Regions from separate parts of the Homo sapiens genome. Here region 1 is linked to region 2. A link is an interaction called in ENCODE POLR2A ChIA-PET data of the cell type or tissue named here. Cell type or tissue: endothelial cell of umbilical vein. All regions are shown on one strand.

Region 1 (8,000 bases), 470 kb before region 2:
CAGAGTCACACATCTGAAACTCAAGCCCTGCTTAAGTCTGACTCCAAAGCCCATACTCTCTTATCTTTTTTTACTGCTTTATATTTTTAGTTACATATTTATGAATTTAGTGACATGTTTATGTATACTTAAAAACTGATTAAGACAGCAGAATCTAAAGCAATTATTAACACATTTATTTTCATTTTAATTTCAAATAAATCATTTGCTATTTGAAGAAAATTATTCTTGAATGACAACAAGTCATGCACCTAACGTTGCCAGATAGAGCCTTCTTAAACAAATGAAAAACAGTTATAAACAGACAAATGCATTTTCACCTTTTTCTCCTTTAGAATTTTCTGTCTAGGAAGGGCAGATAGTCATGTTGAAAATCACACATTCTAAAAGCCAAGGGAATAGTCCTGAAAACACCTGTGAGATAGCAGATACAAATTGAATGAGGCAGAGAAGGGAGGGAATATTAAACAGAAGAAACTGGCCCTATGCTTAACCGCCTAAAATTACCCTAGGTTTTCTTATGCTAAATTCATAACAGATGAAGTTCAAGTGATAAAATTGTGCCAAGTGAGGAATCATAACCTTTCTAATGCTGTGAATCAGGGATTAATTATTACTGGGAATAATCATTAACATTGTCCTGACACCTGGACCCAAAAAAGCCTCTTCTCCAGCAACCCTGCAAAATATGATCCTGTAAGAAAAATGTCCCATTCTGGATCTTAGGTTGGAATTGACTCAGAATAGAATTAGAATATCTAAAAAATGTTCTAATACAATTTTGTTAACCTCTATGACTTTTATACATTCTTTGAGAATAAAAAATATGTGTGAAAAATTTTCTAATTTGAACCATAATATGAAAGGGAAAAGGGAGATAAGTTAAAGAAAAAAATTATATATATAAATTTACGAAAAAAGTCTCCATTTTATTCACTCAATGGATGGCACTTAACATAGCATGAAAACAAGGAAGCAATTTCTGTATACGTCACTGTCTTTATTAGATGTTTCACGTATATGATAATATTCTATTTCAGCTCTGTGAAACAGAACATTTTTTTCTTATTTAGGAATTGAAACTTAAAAAACAAAAACAAAAGTAGCTGTGCTAGATCGTCTTTGATCCACAGTTGGTTGAATCTACAGATGCGGAACCTGTGGATATGGAGAGCCAACGGTGCTCTGAGCACTACAGTAAGCTGTGACCTCAGAACAAAGACCAAATCCAGTCTGTGGCTGTGACACTTCTTGTTAAAACCAATGGAAAGTTGAAGGTGCATGTAATGGATCTTTTAAGTCAGACAATAAGGCTCCTAGGAAATGCAGGAGCATGAGCCCATGGAATCTTGAAGTAGCCAAACTTTCAGTAATTAAGGATAAAGAGAGATGATTTTTAAAAGCATTTTAGAAGCGACTCTGGCACACAGATTTGGCTGGAATCAAATACATGGAAACTCAAAATATTTCAAAAGACCTGTACTGGCAAAGGTGCCACCTGCCTGTAGTAAAAAATATGAGGCACAAAAGAAATTCATTAAGAAGCTGAAGAAGAAATATGGTCAATGACCTTTTCAAAAGTGGTCAGGGAGAGTTATGAAAAGTGGAAATTCCCAGAGTCAAGTCTAGAGCTGCAGAGAACAATAGACTGAGTTGAAATGAGGTCCAATCAAGGAACATTTTCTATCCTCAGAGTAAGGAAAGTGGGCAATATTTGCTCAATCGGATCTCAGAGTTACTAAAGATCAATAATAGCTGTAGGCCTACCCTTCTTTGCACTTGCAATAGAAGTGTTTACTGTGGTTATCCTGTCCCTGTTCCACCATCGTATGTTGAATGTATGAGATAAGAGGGTTGCAGGTAATATATCTTAGCTCTTCTGATTTAGGGGCACAGGATATAGATCTGATCAAGCCTGATGCAATGATAAGATGGGACTCTGGGTATATTTTGGAGAGTAATAGGGTATTTTTCATATGGGGACACAGAGTACCCAAAATGAAGATCATAGCTGTGGCAACCATGAAAATGTCTGTGGGGGCCACAGGCTCTTGGCCTTGTAAAGGTTTTCTAAAAACCACTGACATGAGGCAGATTGATTAATAGGAAAAAAGGCATACAAATTTATTTAACATGTATACACAGGAGACTTCACAATGATCTAACTTCCTTATGAGTTACAGAAACTTATATACCATTTTGAGATTACTGAAAGAATGAGGGCTTAAATTCTGGTAGTACAGGTTATAGGAGGGGGGAAAGAGGCTTGGCTAGCAAAGATGGCCTTGCTATGTAGATGAAGCCTCCCTCAGAAGAAACAGATTGTATTTCTTTTCAGACTTTTAAAGGTACGTGACTCTTACTCTCTCAGATCCTGGGTCATGGCTGAATTAATAGAGATTATCTACAGATGCAGATTTTCCCCACTTAAGACAGCTATGCAAGGCCATTTTTATCAGGACGGCCAAGTAGCAGCCATTTCAAAATACGTCAAACAAATATATTTTGGGGTAAATTATGTTAATTTCCTTCATCTCACCCAAATATCTTAACTGTGGGGAGGGTGAGTGTGATGCTGGATATATGCAGTTATGTCTATGAAGTGACCAGTGATCTGTCTGAAATGGGTGGATAACCTGGGGGTGGTATTTGTCCTCACTGGATAAGCTTCAAGTTATTTAGGGAGTTCCAGTTTAAAATATGTATCTCTTAAAATCATCTATATTTTTAAAACTTTAACTTTTACACACTAAGCAACAGAATACCCAAGAGAGAGAAAGTAAACATTTAAGTATTAATTGTTAATAAATAATTTAAAATATTCTGCTTGCATAACAACATCTTTTAATTAGGTTAAAATTGTATACTGAATCGTAGATCTAAAATAGCATGTCCTTATAAAGATACATTTAATTTTCAATATCAATTGGTATGTTTAAAGAAACTTGCTTTAGAAATCTGAGAACATAAAAATACTTGAGAGAATATTGCAAATATGATCACCACAATTGGCTAATACCTGTAAGAAAAAGGGTACAGATTCTGGAATCTGACATGCCACTTACCACCTCTGTGTCCTGGAAAGTGTATTTAACTTCCCTGAACATCAGAATCATTTTCTGTAAAGTGGAGCTGATATTAAAGCCTTGTACAGTTAGTGTGAAATTAATTGCTATGGTATATGTAAAGTTTTTCTTGAATGGTAAAATCTCAACAATTGAATTTCACGCCTCTCCCCCTATGAATACTCACAGACATGTTTTCTCAATGCATAAGGAATTGTTTATCAGACATGAAATATGAAGTTGGAATTTGTAAATGAATTTGTGGGCTTAGGACAAAAAGCACCCAATTCCATTGATTTATTGTCCAGTCTGTCCTTCACATAGTGCTAGTCAACATATCAGAATTAGTTGTTCTATTTGATGGCTGCCTTTCTCATTCACCATAGTGGCTTGGTAGAATGTTGATTAGCTGTTAGATCAAGGTATAAGAAAATTAGATTAACTTAAATTGGCAAGTAATTTTCAAATAAGTAGGCTTTAAATTCAGTCATAAAGTGTAAGGGTGGAAGCTGGTCTGAATTCGTTAAAACCTTATCTATTGGGTATGTATCCAGATTGCTTTCCTTGAATTTTGTGTGGCCAGTTGCCACATTTAAGTTGGACATGGGGTGAGGAGGGTAGGTGTAATACTGAGCTCATGCAGTGTTATCCAAGAAATGACTAGTAATCTACCCAAAATGAGTTTGTAGCCAAAAATAAAATTCTAACTGACTGATGGACACACCCCTTGGCTAAGGGCATTCCAAAGTTAGCCTGAAAAACTAGCTCAGCCCATGATGGGAAGTGGAGATCAGACAGGCTTCATTATACCCTTCTCCTTTTGGAATTCAGGCACAGCTGATAGCATTAACATTAAAACAAAGGCCTTAAGACTGATAGAACAGACTCTTTAAGTCTGTTAAGTTTACAATCTATTCTCTCTTAAATCTGCTACCTGGAGGCTACATCTGCATGATAAAACCTTGATTTCCACAACCTTTTATCATAACTCAGACATTCCTTTCTATTGATTCCAGGTCTTCAGTTAATAACCAATTGCCAATCAGAAAGTCTTTGAATCCACCTGTGACCTGGAAGCTCCTGCTTCCAGTTGTCCTGCCTTTCTGGACCGAACCAATTTACATCTTACATGTATTGATTAATGTCTTATGTCTCCCTAAAATGTATAAAACCAAGCTGTAGCCCAGCTACCTTGGCCACAGGTTCTCAGAATCTCTGGGGGCTGTATTGCATGCCATTGGTCACTCATAATTGGCTCAGAACAAATGTCTGCAAATATTTTCAGATTTTGACTCTTTTCATCAACAAGTTGATAACTTTGAGATGATGTATTTTCTGTTGGAAGAGCCCTGGGATCCTACCTCGTTCCACTTTCACATTCTCCTTTCTACTGCTCTGTCCTCCCAATCTATTACTCACTATATCTGAGTTTATCTCAACTTAGGCTCTGCCTTCATTGTGTATCAATACCACAACATTTTTTGAGAACTGCTGAGTAAAGACTTGTCTACATGCTATGTAAGCTTATAAGGATGTCTAACCCCTTTGACCCTATGCCATATATATTCTTTCCTTTATCAAGTCATAGATCATATATGAGCAACATTCTTTACAAAATTATTTACTTCCTTCCTTAATTTCCTATAATTGTTCTATCCTTCTCTGCAATTGATGACACACCAAATCCATGCCTCAAGCTAAACCCTGTGCAGGTCCTCATTTTTTTTTTTTTTTTTTTTTTCTGGATGCCTGAGAATAGATTCCAAGCCTTAGGAGTATGTAAATAGCCTGAATATGAGATTTGTCCTAGTCACAATTGTGACAATGGCAGCTTTTGTCTTAAGCACAATAAGAAAGAGAAAAAGAAGTGAGCTTTGGGACTTTAAAACATTGGATTTGAATTGTAACTTTACCTCTACTTTCTCTGATGTTTGAGCAATTCATTTAACCACCCCTAAGCTTCAATTTGTTCTTATTTGTAAAATAGGGACAGAGTTTTTTTTGAGAATTAAGTGAAATAATGTGTATAAGTATTCTAATTATTTTCTTTGCATGAATTATGTAAAATCCCGAGTACTTTCTAGGTGTTTATGGTAAAATCTGCTATGTGAACCAGACCTGCAACCTTTTCTTCCTGGACATTCAGCTGCACTGTAATTTTCATGCAGATTTCCCATGCAGCTGTCCATAAATGGATTTCATTTTCTCAATCACTGAAGGTAGCTATATTGCTAGTGAATTTTTCCCTCAATTTAGAAAACTAGAAATACAAGATGTAAAACAAGTGATGTTAGATTTTATGTAACTGGAAATGAATTTAAGTCAAAGAAGAGCTATGATAATTTCCAAAGCAACTTGGTAGTTACATAGTCACTTGCTTTAATTTTGACATTCTAGATTAATAGAATTAATATTAGATTCCATAAAGGATAGTGTAGAAATCAAATGACTGTAACCTCTATAAAGACATGTTTTTTTAAAAAAACTTATATTTACCAATAAACTAAACAAATGAAGTTGTTGAGAAAATTTCCTACTTTCTAAAAATTTAAAGTTATAAAAAAAGAGAAAGTAAAGTTTGCAACTAAAGATTACATTGTTAAAAAATTTATCTTCTGCCATGTCTTTCACATATTAAAAACTAATTTAATAATTTAATAGTTTTATTTTTTAATTCAATTTAATTTGAATTAAATTTGCATGAAAAGAGTAGTCACTACAGCCATTTAGATGGGAAAAATGGCTTTAATACTCCATATATACACTTGTTTGAAGAGAGTGGAATCTAATTCTAATGCTTAAGATTTGCATATTACAGAAAGAAAAAAGCCTCATTTTAAGGCAGCATTATGATTTTCCATGACAAAAGCTTGAGTATAAGTTTAGATAGATCTGGATTCAAGTTCCAGCTCAACTCTTTAAATCAGCATAAAAATTTGTATAATTTTCCAATATCTTACAGCCTCCTTTTATTACCTATTAAATAAATATAAACAAATTTTAATGAAATCCATATCCTCTCCTGGATAAATGAAACAACAAATGTCTGTGGTATATAGCATGACCAACCTTTATTAGTCACTAAGGAAAATAATATTATCTTTATAGACTCACCTACTTAAAAAAATACTGTATTAAAACCCGAGTGTCTCAGCTTGTTTTCTACTCTGTAACAGAATACTACAGAAATTTATTTAGCTTATAGTTCAAGAGGCTGGGAAGTCCAAGATCGAGGAGCTATATCTGGTGAGGGTCTTCTTTTGGCTTTTAATGTGGCAGAAAGTATCACATGGTGAGAAGTGAGAAAGCATACAAGACAGAGAGAAAAAGGGGACCAAACTTATCCTTTTATTAGGAGCTCACTCTCAAGATAATAAACCCACTTCTGCTATAGCAGCATTCATCCATTCATGACGGTAGAGCTGTCATGACCTAAACACCTGTCAAATGTCCCACATCTTAATACCTTACATTGGCAGTTTAATTTCAACATGAATTTTGGAAGGGACATTCAAACCATAGCACTGACCAAACATGCTGAAGCTTCGTGTGAAAATTTATAAGATATCTTATGAAAATAAGAAACAGAGAGAAATCAGAAATTGACAAAATTTTCATTTGGTTATTCTGAGACGGGCGGATCACAAGGTCAGGAGATCGAGACCATCCTGGCTAACACGGTGAAACCCCATCTCCACTAAAAATACAAAAAATTAGCCGGCCGTGGTGGTGGGTGCCTGTAGTCTCAGCTACTTGGGAGGCTGAGGCGGAGAATGGCGTGAACCCGGGAGGCGGAGCTTGCCGTGAGCCGAGATCGCGCCACTGCACTCTAGCCTGGGCAACAGACACCACAAATAATAAAATCCTATTACATTTTGTTTGAAGGTGATAAAAAAGAAATTGTTTCTGGTGACCTTCTAACTAGAAAGAGATACAATCCTTTTATTAAAAAGGTACTCTGTTTTAGAGAGCAAATATATCAGAACCAGATATTTTTTTCTTTAGTTAGAGCCACAGGAGGGTTCATAGAAAACTACGTAAACGATTGCGTTTAAAATGGTCCATAAATGTCTAGCAAGTAGAAGCTTGTAGTAAATATGTAGGACAGAAGAAAAGTAAAGCCCTGAATTTTGCCCAGAAAACTGATTGAGAGTATTTGAGGAAACAAGGGAAGACCCTCATTGAGCTTAACAAAGAGTTGTCATAAATACACATTTTTTGAATGGCAACATAGATTGCATTTGTTTAGAAACCTATAAAGAAGGAATTAATAGGAGATAGCCAGGCATGGTGCTATAATCCTAGCACTTTGGGAGGCTGAGGAGGGAGGATTGCTTGAACCCAGGAGTTCAAGACAAGCCTGGGCAACATGGTGAGACCCCATCTCTACAAAACACTTAAAAAATAGCCGTGTGTGGTGATGTGTGCCTGTAGTCCCAGCTACTTGGGAGGCTGAGGTGGCAAGATTGTTTGGCCCCATGAGATGGAGGTTGCAGTGAGCAGTGATCACGCCACTGCACTCCAGCCTGGGTGACAGAGTGGGACCATGTCTCCAATAATATATTATCATCATCATCATCATAAGAGAAACCAAGCCCAGTGGAACAGTTTTCCACAGGAAAGAAAAAGGTTTTCATAAGAAAGTTTTAGAGATTTTAGCACAGGATTAAGTAGATGAAAAGTCAAAAAACCAGGGCAACTCCCTAACGCATATGACTATGATGGAAGAAGGGCTTACCTTCATTAGAAAGGGGTCACCAGAAGCACTGGACAGGCAGAATTTAAAACAAAACAAAACTTGCTAGATCTTTGAGTGCCAATCTATTTCAAGGTATTGAAGTACCCATGATGTGTTACAACAATAAAGTTTCTAAACTAAGATTTTGAAAAATCACATATTATTTCAAAGAATACATTTGAGTACAGCCTAATAAT
Region 2 (8,000 bases):
ATGTGGTACAAAATTATATATATAATCATAATATAGTGTCATCTGTGTATAAAATTTCCATAGTTATAATGAGGCAAACACTGAATATTGATTGAGCTATAAATTGTGATACACTTATTTTGGTAGAATTGGCAAAGGGGATGCATGTAAATGTGTATAGGTGCAGTGAAAAATCTAAATTCTGATCCTCTATAGTAGAAAACCAAAAAACAATGGCTAAAATTGAAAATCTAGAAATAGCACTATTGAGCAACACAGACACAACTGGAGGCTATTATCTTAAGTGAAATAACCAAGAAACAGAAAGCCAAATACCATATGTTTTCATTTATAAGTGGGAGTTAAACAATGAGTACACATGGGCGTACAGGGAAGAATAATAGATATTTTAGATTCTAAAATGTGGAAGGGTGAGGAATAAAATGATTATCTATTTGGTACAATATACACTGTTTGGGTGATGGGCACACTAAACGCCCAGACTTCACTATTATGTGAAATTTCATGTAACAGACCTACACTGGTACTCCCTAAATTTACTATAGAAATTAAAAAATAAATGTAAAGAAATAGCACTATCATGATGTTATTTAGCAATATGGGGGAAAATTTTTTTAAAGTTGAAAGTAGATGTCTTTGAAAATGGTATTAGCTTTAATTATTTTTACTATAAACTTTGTAGTATTATCTGACTTAAAAATATAGGTAGGGCGGACACGATGGCTCACGCCTATAATCCCAGCACTTTGGGAGGCCGAGGTGGGTGGATCGCTTGAGCTCAGGAGTTTAGGACCAATCTGGGCAACACGGCAAAACCCCATCTCTACAAAAAAATACAAAAATTGAGCCAGGCATGGTGGCACACACCTGTAGTCCCGGCTTCTCGAGAAGTTGATGTGGGAGGATTGCTTGAGCGTGACAGGCGGAGGTCACGGTGGGCCAAGGTTATGTCACTGAGACCCTGTAACCTCCCCCCCGCAAAAAAAAGTAAAGAAAAGAAAAGAAAGTATATGTGTATATTTATTTGATGAAATGAAAATTTAATTTACATAAATTAAATATAAGTGGTTTTAGAGATATTTTCAGGATGTTTAAAATTATGAGGTCAATGTGTAAACCTTTGCTCATGTTGACTTTTCTTTCCAAATTGGCTTAGCAGCACAATTTTTGTTTTTGCTCTCTCCTCTCTAAGCTCAGGAACCATAGATGTCAAACATTTGAATTCCTACTGATGAGCAAAACTAGATTTCAGAAGAGCATACTAGAAGTAGAAAAGACATTTCGTTTTTTTTTTCCTAGGAAGCAAATGAGATTTTATATCACAAGAACTTTTCCTGTGTATTTTCCTTATAGGTAATGGTGCCTTTATTCAGTCATGTGATTCCTAAACACTGATTGTTCAACAATGTGACTTCCAAATCCATAATCTTTTATTGAATCCAGTGGTTGTTTCAATAAGAATAAATAGTTATATTCCTCAAAAGTTAAGAGGCTTAATTAGCAACAATAGGAAGTATTATAATCCTCCTCTCTTCTGTCAGTTTCATTTAAACAATCAATAGGCAGGTAGAAGGACTAGGGGACAGGAAGGGGAAGGGAAGGGCTATTACTATTTGTTCAGATAGGGAGAGAGAGAAAGAGTCAAAGACAGAGAGTTTTTTGTTTGTTTGTTTGTTTGTTTGTTTTAAATTAGACCTTACAACATCCTAGGATGCCTTAATTTTCTAAGCTGTGCCCAAGGTTGCTTACTGGAAATTAAGGGATCTGAAATTCAAATTGAAATATCTTTCTCCAAAGTCTACATTTTCATCAGCTAGCCAAAACTAAGGACAATTCGGAATCCGTCCCAGGTCTGGCACCTTGCATTTTGTCCCTGCTCATATAGTTGCTAAATATAGCACGGATATTTATGAATTCATTATTCATAAGATTTAGACCCTAACATTCATTTTAATACATAACCTATATCTGTACATTTTTAGAGTACCTAAAGTAGAAATCTAAACAATTTTTGGATGCTTCCTGAAGCATCTCTGTTTCACTTTCTATATTATAGGATTAGCTTGCAGCTCTCTTCCAAAACATGGCATAATTGAAGTTGTATAGTGAGGAAAACTTGGAAATGATCAGGGTTGGGGGAAACACAGAAGGGGTGAACAATTTCTGCCAACATCATAAGAACTCTTTGAAAATCCTTGGCTATTAGCTAAAGAACAAGATTAGACTCATGTCAAACTTCAAAGCTTCTTTCTAACCACCTATTCTAAAAAGCTTTTCTCTAGAAATAAAATAGTTTCCCTTTTCTTCACAAAACAGTGAGAAATATATTTCTGCTTATTTATATATTTTTTAAGATAAAATTCTTTGAGTTTATATGAGAGGATGAATTCTTGTCTTGCCCTTTCTTGTCAAGGATTTTTCAAGGTAATAAAGAAAAATACATGTAAACATTTTCCCAATTTGTGATGAGCAGTCAATAAACAAAAAATGTTAATCATACTAATTTCTTCTCGCTGGCAAAGTGATGCATAAATAATCTATTAACATACATGGGCCATCAGGGTTAAGCTGTTCAAACATTGTTATTGATTTCTTCCATTTCCCCTATGCTCACTTCTTATTCAACCAGTACTATATAACTCCTCTTTTCCATTATATTGTAAAACTTTGCTCCCTTGAGCATCTCTGTGAAGCTCTGCTCTTAAAACATTAATTAAAGGGAGTTGAAGTGTTTGACTAATCAGCAGAGGAGTCTGTAAGGCTCCAATGCTGAATGACAAATGTCAATATCTGCTTTAGGTTTGTTGGATCAACGAGCCAATATGGAGAAACTGATCCATCGTCTTGTCACCAATTCCCATAGCACCCCAGAAACCTGCCAATTAAAAAAAAAGTTGTAATCACAATATATCACTCAGCCACTATTGCAGGAACATGATAAATAGGGACCTTTTTCTTCCTCTCTGTTGAGTATTTGATGTCTTTTTTGAAAATTTATTCCATTTTTTAGGTTGATGCAAACTCAAATCCAAAATGAAAAAGAGCACCTTAAGATATATATTCCTCTATTCTTTTTCCTGAAGCATAAATTAACATTTTATTGAATAGGTATAAATTCTTGTGGACTTTTGAAAAGTGACAGAGATGGTTAAGACAGTAACTTGTATTACTGAGAACTAGCCAATTCAATAGCTCTTTTTCTCTGCAAAGGCAAAGTTTAGAATTTCCTTTGGTGAATATTCACTAAAAAGTGGAAGGTGATATAACACACAAACCCTTTAATATTCCTCATTCCTTAACAGGACAAAGGTACGCTACATAAATCTTTCCAGCCACATTTCCTGCCTCTCTCTTACTCATAACCTTTTCTCTAGCTATTCTAATCTGCAGGAAATCCTCTCAATGTGACAAATATGTCTCTGGGCATGCTTTTTGGATTATGTGGAAGTTTTTCCTGAACATTGGACCATTTGGTCAGCTTCTGCAAGTTCTTCCAGACTTGACTTCAATACTACCTCCCCTTAGACATACCCTTGAAATCCACTCAAAGACTGAGTTAAAGACCCTTTTCTGGGCTGCTTCTCTTAACTTTCATAACACTTGGTCCATGCTCTGTTCAAACCTAGGTGCTTTAATCCTTTTACTGTAAATATGAGATTTTCTCATGTGTTTCCCTTTTAAGGTAGTGAGCTCCTTGAAGGACAGAAAGCATTTCACATGTGCCTTGTATTCCAATCACAAGCATAATGACTGGTACCCAGTATGTACTCAGTTTTGATAATGCATCAAATTATTTTTAAAACTTATATGCTTAAACCTCTGAGCAGCTAGCCATTATCTCAGAATCAAACCCAGCTTCTTATCATCTTTGTTCCCTTGTCCTTCCAGAGGTGAGGAGCCCAGCTCCTCATCTCTAGCTTCCTGTTGATCCAACCTCCCTGTCCTTTATTCTTATTTCTAATTTACCTTCCTTCATCTTCTCCTATGTGACAAGTTTCTATTTATCTGGGGTCATTTGTACATGCTATTGCCTATGCCTTAATATCCTTTATCAATAATGTCAATATCAATAATATTAATATCCTGGCCAACCCATTTTTTTTTTAAAAGATGGGTTCTTGCTATGCTGCCCAGGCTTACCTTGAACTCTTGACTCAACTGATCCTCCTGCCTCAGTCTCTCAAGTAACTGGACTCCAAGTGCATACCACTTCACTTGGATTTAATTTTCTTTTTTTTTTTTAGACGGAGTCTCGCTCTGTGGCCCAGGCTGGAGTGTAGCGGCACCATCTCGGCTCACTGCAAACTCCGCCTCCAGGATTCAGGCCATTCTCCTGCCTTAGCCTCCTGAGTAGCTGGGACTACAGGTGTGCACCACCATGCCCAGCTAATTTGTCATATTTTTAGTAGAGACGGGGTTTAACCACGTTAGCCAGGATGGTCTCGATCTCCTGACCTCATGATCCACCCGCCTCGGCCTCCCAAAGTGCTGGGATTACAGGCATGAGCCACTGTGCCTGGCCTCGGCTTTAATTTTCACTGTGTTTTTTGTTTGTTTTTATAGAGATGAGATCTTGTTATGTTATCCAGGCTAGTCTCAACCTCCTGGTCTCCAGCTATCCTCTTGCCTCTGCTTCCCGAAAAAGCACTGAGATTACAGATAGGAACCAGCATACCTGGCCCTATCTTCATTTTGAAAAGCCATTTCTTTAGGACATATTTTCCTGATACTTTTTCCCAAAACCAAAATTATGACTGAAATTGCCTAATCCAATGACATCTTCATGGCTGTTATCTAACACATAACATTAGTGTATAGATTCATTCCTTTCCAGACTATAAGCTCCATGAGAGGAGTCATGTTTCTTTTATTCACAGTTGAATTTGTGACACTGAGACATCCAGTAAATCTTTGTAAACTGAATAAATAAATCTTGAATATATGAACAAAATTTGATAGCACGAACTAAAGGCTGTAAATGTGAATAGTTACCATTTAAAAATTAAGCTTTTGTAGTAAAATTTATGAAATATGCTTCTAAGGAAGCTATATTCTTTACTGTGTATTCCGTTTGCATTGAGCAACACAACAAGCTTGAAACAAGAGTGCCTTTACTCTTAAAACTCACGTGCCTCAGTTTTTCCCACTCAGGCAATTGGCCTAGCAAGGATCCAGAAACCTGGGGATATTATTAAATTAGAATGAAAATGTGAATAATTATTTCTCCTTAATGCCCCCCACCCCAATAATTGCTTGCACCTGTGATTTTCTAGACACACGTTAGTGCCACACTCTTTTCCTCCACATCCAGGTGAGGAGTAACTGAAGTCACTTCACAAATTTCTCCACACTTTAGAGGCAAAAATGTTGGCACTTGCTGACCAAAGACTGCATAAGTTTTCACATTCTGTGACCTATGTTTTAATCTTAACGTTCATTGTTTTGTTCCACAAAGTAGAAAACAAAATAGAAGAGGAGGAGGTGGAAATCAGTGGTACCAAGCAAAATGTCTGCAAGGCCTGAGACAGCAAATCTTGCCATGTCATACTCTTAGCTATTATCTATAGAGGCTGCGCAATGACTTTCCGCTTTGCTTCTCTTGTTCATGTTCAAAGCCTTTGTTCAGTAAACAGGTGTTGCTGATCTTGGAAGAGGAATAATAGGGGCTGGAGCCTCTAACACAATCATGTAAAACACTGATGATATTTTGGCTTAAAAATAAAGCATCCCCAGTGACAGAGCCTGCTGAAATCAGTAGAATTTATGAACTTACTTATTTATTTGCCTTCTGTCTGAACAAGAATCTTACCATGGAATTAAAATTCAGCAGACAGAAACCCAAGTTGAGAACTACGCTCCAGGTATCGTTTTTAATCTTTTATCTGATTCACAGTGATGAACAAGACAGCATTAAAACTCCTCTAGTCATTTTCTCAAACACTGCAAAGCAACAACAAGGACCATGATTGCTTTTAAGGTAAATCCTCACTAAAATATTCACAGACCAAACAAAGAAAAATAAGCAAACAGAAGGCCAGGAAAATTAAATGCTTTACCTTCTGAACTGTCAGGGTTGGTCTATGTGCTAAAGTGTAGACCAGATTCAGAACAAGTTATTTAATATCTAAATGTCTCCTCAATGCTCTTTTTAGAACTTCTTACAGCTCATCTAAAGTTATTAAAAGGAAATAATAAAATTCCACCATCACTATAATTTCATGAACTGTTATTTGTTGGATTTATGTAAATATGAAGCTCTGTCTTTTAAAAAATTTCATTTTATGTCACATGGAGGTAGTCTTTACAGAAAGCTGCAAATGTAATAAAGATAGTCTCAAGTATTTTTTTAAATAGTAATATATAGCACAGTGGTTTTAAGAGGATATTAAATGCATTTTTAAAATTAAGCATATTTATGAAACTCCTTTTTCTGTTTCCTCATGCAACCATACTCCACTTATTTTGATATATTCCCACCTTTATGAGATCCTTCTTTCATAATTGGGAAAAGATTGATCTGATTCATAGAATCCTTAAAAGTGTTTCTAGTTCATTTTTCTGATCTCTACAAGATGCACACAATTTGTCTATGGCTATAGCTATAGGCTAAAACATTACTACTTGACCTGCAGTTAAATCATCAATCATTATCACTTGCTTAGAAGTATATAGACAGAACATCCTATTCATTGATCTTTCTACTTTTTTTTTTGTGATGAAGTCTCGCTCTGTTGCCAGGCTGGAGTGCAGTAGCGCGATCTCGGCTCACTGCAACCTCTGCCTCCCAAGTTCAAGAAATTCTCCTGCCTCAGCCTCCCAAGTAGCTGTATTTTTAGTACAGACGGGATTTCACCATGTTAGCCAGACTGGTCTCGATCACCTGACCTCGTAATCAGCCCGCCTCGGCCTCCCAAAGTGCTGGGATTACAGGTGTGAGCCACCGCACCCAGATGATCTGTTTACTCTTTTTAGGGGCTTGTATTAGTATCTTCTTGACTGCACAGAATTAGGGCAGTCCCCGTTACATCCTAATTCTTCTCCCTACTCAATATAAAATTCCACCTAATTAGAAGGGAAGCATTACTAATATCCATGAGGTTTTTACACTTTAATCTTTTGATTTAAAATAGACAAACTGAGGCCAAAAAAAAGATATTGAGTTTATATTCCATGACTCATTTCGGTTTTTCACTTTACTTTGTACAATGACAGGTACAATCATAGAAAATGATATTTTTTCATGTTGGGCTCTATTTGAGGTCTGAAAATGGAGTCAACTTTGGTTAATTCTCCATTGATAATTGAAGATTAGTAAAATTCCTTATTTTCCACAAAAAATTAATTAATCTGCCTTCTGCCAAGATGGGGCTGAATTTAGGCAGTAGCAGCCAATTTTAATAGGGTCATATTTTTCTCACTTTTCTTCTGCTGAGAGGCCCCAGAAAAATAATGTATCTTTCTTTCTTTATTTATACTTTTCAGAATCTGATTTATTTATTTTTATTTTCTGTTTCCTTTTTTGTTTATATATTTATTTTTAATTCCAATAGCTTTAGTGATACAAGTGGATCTTGGTTACATGGATGAATTGTACAGTGGTGAAATCTGGGCTTTTAATGTACTCATTCCCCATTAGGGTACATTGTACTCGAGAGGTAGTAGTTCACTCACCTCAAACCCTCCTCCTTTCTGAGTCTTCACGTTCATTAGACCACTCTGTATGGCTTTGTATTAGGCTTTTCTCATGCTGCTATAAAGACATACCTGGGACTGGGTGTTTTGTGAAGAAAAGAGGTTTAATTGATTCACAGGCTGTGCAGGAAGCATGGCTGGGGAGGCCTTAGGAAACTGACAATTATAGCAGAAGGTGAAGGGGAAGCAGGCATATCTTTAACATGGATGGCAGGAGAGTGAAGGATGAAGTACTACACAATTTCTAATAGCCAGATTTCATGAGAACTCTATCACAAGAACAGCAAGGACGAAGTCTGCCACTATGA

Evidence for each region. Peaks named below come from ENCODE experiments on the same cell type or tissue, not always from the same donor. Only the 100,000 strongest peaks of a DNase experiment are listed, where the experiment ranks them.
Region 1: POLR2A ChIA-PET joins it to region 2 with 6 read pairs; 2 of 35 experiments call an interaction of 5 or more read pairs at or near these places.

What each region holds. Positions count from the first base shown.
Region 1 is chr9:25,393,064-25,401,063 of GRCh38, forward strand. No RefSeq gene overlaps it. Among named protein-coding and RNA genes, the nearest start is that of TUSC1, 280 kb to the right of the region's middle. RefSeq lists enhancers at 3,703-4,205, 4,710-5,211. In endothelial cell of umbilical vein, no CTCF peak of the experiment used is centred here; no DNase peak of the experiment used is centred here.
Region 2 is chr9:25,861,326-25,869,325 of GRCh38, forward strand. No RefSeq gene overlaps it. Among named protein-coding and RNA genes, the nearest start is that of LINC01241, 85 kb to the left of the region's middle. RefSeq lists a silencer at 3,286-3,580. In endothelial cell of umbilical vein, no CTCF peak of the experiment used is centred here; a DNase peak (open chromatin) is centred at 3,396; H3K27ac peaks cover 1,542 bases.